2 separate regions of the Homo sapiens genome follow, and region 1 is linked to region 2. A link is a contact called in ENCODE Hi-C data. All regions are on one chromosome and are shown on one strand. The core of a region is the stretch at or near the end of the contact, and the rest is flanking DNA. Distances in the headings are between cores, read along the strand shown.

Region 1 (2,700 bases), core at 57-2,556, 3.6 Mb before region 2:
ATCTCAAAAAAAAAAAAAAAAAAAAGCTGGCCGGGCGCGGTGGCTCACGCCTGTAATCCCAGCACTTTGGGAGACCGAGTTGGGAGGATCACGAGGTTAGGAGATCGAGACCATCCTGGCTAACACGGTGAAACCCCGTCTCTATTGAACATACAAAAAATTAGCCGGGCATGGGGGCGGGCGCCTGTAGTCCCAGCTACTCGGGAGGCTGAGGCAGGAGAATGGCGTGAACCCGGAAGGCGGGGCTTGCACTGAACCGAGATCGCGCCACTGCACTCCAGCCTGGGCGACAGAGCGAGACTCAGTCTCAAAAACAAAAACAAAAAATTAGCTGGGCGCCTGTAATCCCAGCTACTCGGGAGGCTGAGGCAGGAGAATCCCTTGAACCCAGGAGGCCGAGGTTGCAGTGAGCCGGGATCGCGCCACTGCACTTCAGCCTGGGTGAGAGTGAGACTCCATCGCAAAAAAAAAAGCTACATTTTAACAATCCCCCGCCCCCATCCCTGCAGGAACTCCGGTGCTAATTAAAGTGTGAGTAGGGCAGTTCCAGGGCAGAGGGCAGAGATTTTCAATCAGCAAGGCACATTGGGATCATACGGGGATTTTCACAAGACACAGATTCCCCAGTCCCACCTCCACCCAAGCCAACTCAATTCAGAATGGGGGAGAGGAAAGATGAAAAGGAGGAGGAGGATCTGGACTTTTTTTTGGTGCTCAGGTGTTAAGGCATAAGCAGGGTTGAGAACGTCTCATTTAGAGGGGTTAAGAGCGTATTGGGTAGGTGGAGAGGAACGCGGGGGGCGATGGTGGAGAGGTTATAATGGGTATGGGGATAGATAAGGGGATGCCGTGGGGGTGCAGACACACTAGAGGGGACCCGAGGGCGGCGATAGGGCTTTAGGGGTACAAGATGGAGGGATGTAGGGGGACGGGGGTGGACGATGCAAGTTTGCGCCTGGAGCACTCACGCACCGAGGCCCCCGACGACGAAGGACACGACCAGCACTGGCTCCTTGTCCCAGGCATTCTTGAGGAAGGCGCCGACTCCTGAAGGGGTGGCAAGAAGCGTCACCCCTGCAAGTAGCTGCCCCCGGTGACCTCTAACCCTCTCGTGCCACCCCTGCCCTGGAGGAGCCCCCTCGTGACTTCTGCGTTCCCCTCCAGCACGGACCCCATCGCTTCCACCCCTGCCCTGCCGCACCTCAGTCCCAGGACCGCCCAGAGGTTCCCAGAACTACCCGAGCCCCGTGCGCCACCGGCACCTGCACTTACTCGCAGCCATCTTTGTCTCCGCGGCGGCGACAGCGGCGAGGACGCGGAGCACCCTGGGAGTTGTGGTCCCTATGCGCGAGAACCCGCTCCCAGGGCTGCGCGTGCGCCCTGGAGCACAAGTAGAGGCGAAAGCAAGGACGCGGAGCACTCTGGGAGTTGTGGTCCCTCTGTGCGACGGCCCGCTTTCGGAGCCTGCGCGTGCGCACTCGCGCAGAACAAAGATGGAGCCGTGGAGGTAAAGGAAGTGGTGTCAGGAGCAAGCGCAAGCCTGACTTTGCGGACCTGCGTGGAATCTCCTTAGTCTCAGCCTAGAAGTCGCTCCGGAGTGACTAGTCCTCCTGCTGCGACCCACCTAAGGCGGAACAAAATAGTCCCCATTTTATAGTTTATGTATGAAAGCCCATTTTACAGACGAAGAAACTGAGCCCGGGAGAAGGTGAATGACTAACCTGTCCTTCGAGGTCTCAGCTCAACATCGGCTCGTCCTGGAAGCGCTAGGTCTCATCCCAGATGGGTTAGGAGCTTTCTGCGGGCTCTCACAGTGCTCTGTTACCGCCATTATAGCTCAGATCACTTAAGAAACTGACCTGGTCTGGGCCAGGCGCGGTGGCTCACGCCTGTAATCCCAGCACTTTGGGAGGCCGAGGCGGGCGGATCACGAGGTCAGGAGATCTAGACCATCCTGGCTAACATGGTGAAACCCTGTCTCTACTTAAAAATACAACACAAATTAGCCGGGCGTGGTGGTGGGCGCCCGTAGTCCCAGCTACTGGGGAGGCTAAGGCAGGAGAATGGCGTGAACCCGGGAGGCGGAGCTTGCAGTGAGCCGAGATCACACCACTGCACTCCAGCCTGGGCGACAGAGCGAGACTCCGTCTCAAAAAAAAAGAAACTGACCTGGTCTTGGTCTTTCAGTCGGACTGGTAGCTGCTGCTTGAGAGCAGTAACGGAGTCTGAGTTCCCTCTGTGCCTGCCAACATGGCACAGCGAGGGTCTGGCACGTAATAGGTTCTAATTTTTTTTTTTTTCTTCTGAGATTGAGTCTAGCTCTGTCGCCCAGGCTGGAGTGCAATGGCGCGATCTCGGCTCACAGCAACCTCCGACTCCCGAGTTCAAGCGATTCTCCTGCCTCAGCCTCCTGAATAGCTGGGATTACAGGCGCGCGCCTCCACAGCCGGCTAATTTTTCTTTTTTAGGAGAGACGGGGGTTTCTCCATGTTGGTCAGGCTGGTCTCGAACTTCCCGACCTCAGGTGATCCACCCGCCTTGGCCTCCCAAAGTGCTGGGATTACAGGCGTGAACAACCGCGCCCGGCCTAGAGGGGCTAATTTTTATCTATCTATCTATCTAACACAGTATCACACCAAGAGCCTGGCACATAATAGGTGCTAATTTTTCTCTGTCAACCAATCTATCAATCGATCAATT
Region 2 (2,798 bases), core at 5-2,504:
ATTCCAACACCATGGCGGCGGCTGCCCTGGCTGCCCCCAGCCTGGGCTTCGATGGGGTGATTGGGGTGCTCGTGGCTGATACCAGGTGAGCAGAGCTAAGCAGGGTGTTGGGCTGAGTCCAGGCTCTCCAGACTGACTGCCCCTCTTGTCCCAGCCTCACGGACATGCACGTGGTGGATGTAGAGCTGAGCGGACCCCGGGGCCCCACGGGCCGAAGCTTTGCTGTGCACACCCGCAGAGAGAACCCTGCCGAGCCAGGCGCGGTCACCGGCTCCGCCACCGTCACGGCCTTCTGGCAGAGCCTCCTGGGTGCGGCCAGGCCCCTCTCCCCCGGCCCTGGGCTCCTGTGTTCTGCAGAGCTTGGGGGTCCCGGGCTCTCACTAGTTCTGCAGTTCTGGTTCTGTATTTGTTGACCTTTCTTTCTTTCTGACCTTTATTTCCTTAACCTCTCTCCATGACTTTGAATCCTGGCACTGTAGATGTCTCCATTTGTGCCCGCCTCTGATCGAGACTCTCTCTGTCTCTGTCCACCCCCAGGGCTCTGTCCCGCTCTCTCCGGGTCTTCCTCCACCGCCCCCCTGCCCTGTCCCCTCCTCCCACCACTGCCTCCCCCAGGCGTCTGTCTCCTCATCTCTCCTCTGTCTCATTCGCTCATTCCCCTCTCCCCGCAGCCTGCTGCCAGCTCCCCTCCAGGCCGGGGATCCATCTCTGCTGAGAAGCCTCCTCCCTCCCGAGACAAGATCATCTGCCTGGCCTCTCACCACCACCATCCCACCCCTGCCCTGCCCCACTTCCCCAGGGTCTCCCTTCTGACTCAGTAAAGATCACCGCTGCCTCCCCCCGCACCGCCTGGCGTCTCTGATCCCTTTCCCTTGTGTGACGTCACGCTGCGTCTGCGCACCGCGCATGACGCCATCGCCGGGGGCGAGCACCCATGAGAGCGCGGCGCCAGGAAGCTATCGCGAGAGCCTACCTACTAAGTTTCCTAGAATCTCTGAGCAGTAGTGGGCGCGGCCGTATGCGAAAGAAGGGCCTCTGAGGCGCACTTCCGGGACCTGCCGCGGAGCCCGACGGAAGTTGTAGTGCGGCATTTCCTAGGCCCGACGGCCGACTTCAGGGCCACGCGGCCCGGGCGTTCCGTGTGGAGCAGGAGTCCCGCGGGGCCCCACGGGAGTCGTAGTCCGGCGCGCGGGGATCACCGGGAGCTGTAGTCCGTCCCGCCTGCCCAGTCAGCGCGGTGTTGCCCGCCCCGCACTCGGAGCCCAGAGCCGCCGCCCAGGAAGGGGATGCGGAAACCCCTGGCTCGGTGGAGCGGAGAGGCAGGCGGGGTGAGGGGCGTTGCCAGGCAAAGGGCGAGCGCCGTGGCTGGGGTGCGGGTCGGCGAAGGGCTCCATTCCTTGGTGTCCGGGGAGGGGGCCTGGTTGCTGGGTGATAGGAAGAGGAACTCCTGTTGCTTAGTGACTGGGGAGGGGGCCCCGTTGCCAGGTGACAAGAGCAGAGAGCCTCGCTGCTACATGACCGGGGAAGGGGAGTCTTCTGTTGCTAGGAGACCAGAGGGGACCCTATCACCTAGAGACAGGGGAGGAGGATTCTCTATTGCTAGGTGCTCGGAGGACAGACTTTGTTACCTAGTGCGGTGGGGAGGGGGCTTTGTTGCTAGGTAACCACAGAGCGCCCTGGTTACCTAGGGACGGGGAGGCAGGTTCCTCTGTTGCTAGGTGACCATGATAGGGACCCTTTTACTTAGAGACCTGGTGAGGGTGGTTTTCTGTTGCTAGGGGAGCAGAAGAGACAGCGTTTTTCGTAGGAATAGGAATAAGGGATGGAGGGACGTGTGCTGCCAGGAGACTGCCAGGGAGCGGGGTCAGGGGCCCAGTGTCTTCCTGGGCTGCTCCGAGTCCCAGCTCAATCAATGGCGATGCCCCAAAGGCCTGCTGGGAGGCTGGACCTCTAGATCCCGGGCCCCTGAGGACCTTCTCCCCCTCCCAACCCCCAGCAGGAGCCGAGGACGGCATGTCCCAGGCCCCGGGAGCACAGCCGAGCCCACCCACCGTGTACCACGAACGGCAGCGCCTGGAGCTGTGTGCTGTCCACGCCCTCAACAACGTTCTGCAGCAGCAGCTCTTTAGCCAGGAGGCTGCCGATGAGATCTGCAAGAGGTGACCGTCACCCACCCCAGCCCCTGGAGCAGCAGAGCTCTGGCGGAGTGACCCACCTGGGTCTCGCCGCCAGGCAGGCGCTGAGCCTTGGGGGCTTTCTTCTGCTCCGCGCTCACTTGCCTAAGCTAGACGCTGGGACTCTGGGGAGATGTTGCCTCCTGTGCCTGTCTGTCCCTGTGGCCTCAGCCCCAGCCAGACCTCAATCCAGTGGTTCTTTCTTTTTTTTTTTTTTTTGAGACTGAGTCTCACTCTGTTGCCCAGGCTGGAGTGCAGTTGCGCGATCTCGCTCACTGCGAGCTCGGCCTCCCGGGTTCATGCCATTCTCCTGCCTCAGCCTCCCGAGTAGCTGGGACTACAGGCACCCGCCACCACGCCCGGCTAATTTTTTGTATTTTTAGTAGAGACGGGGTTTCACCATGTTAGCCGGGATGGTCTCAATCTCCTGACCTCGTGATCCACCCGCCTCGGCCTCCCAAAGTGCTAGGATTACAGGCGTGAGCCACTGCACCCGGCCCAGTGGTTCTTTCTTTAGAGACAAGGTCTGGCTGGTCTTGAACTCCTGAGCTTAAGTGATCCTCCCACCTCAGCCTCCCCAGTAGCTGGGATTACAGGCTCACCCAGCTTCAGGCATCTCTTATC

What was found. Hi-C counts contacts between places; a loop is a spot of excess contacts on that map. Pooled maps may share reads with other maps.
Region 1: a map of ascending aorta shows a loop between it and region 2 (5-fold over the local background). The contact joins the promoter of NDUFA3 here to the promoter of JOSD2 in region 2. A Hi-C loop is called at or near these places in 2 of 168 maps with a recorded cell type or tissue (CD4-positive, alpha-beta memory T cell and ascending aorta) and 11 of 50 pooled maps.

What each region holds. Positions count from the first base shown.
Region 1 is chr19:54,101,461-54,104,160 of GRCh38, reverse strand. NDUFA3 (NADH:ubiquinone oxidoreductase subunit A3) reads right to left here and starts at 1,306. Exons shown (of 4, transcript NM_004542.4): 1 at 1,273-1,306; 2 at 973-1,047. The coding sequence starts at 1,282. RefSeq lists an enhancer at 541-1,517.
Region 2 is chr19:50,509,647-50,512,444 of GRCh38, reverse strand. JOSD2 (Josephin domain containing 2) reads left to right here and starts at 1,254. Exons shown (of 5, transcript NM_001270639.2): 1 at 1,254-1,328; 2 at 1,997-2,159. The coding sequence starts at 2,014. It overlaps ASPDH (aspartate dehydrogenase domain containing), which reads left to right. Exons shown (of 7, transcript NM_001114598.2): 5 at 1-85; 6 at 155-309; 7 at 672-842. The coding sequence ends at 715. It overlaps LOC124904747 (a long non-coding RNA gene), which reads right to left and starts at 1,027. Exons shown (of 3, transcript XR_007067300.1): 1 at 974-1,027. RefSeq lists enhancers at 60-649, 953-1,072, 1,567-2,073, 2,074-2,581 and a silencer at 1,273-1,402.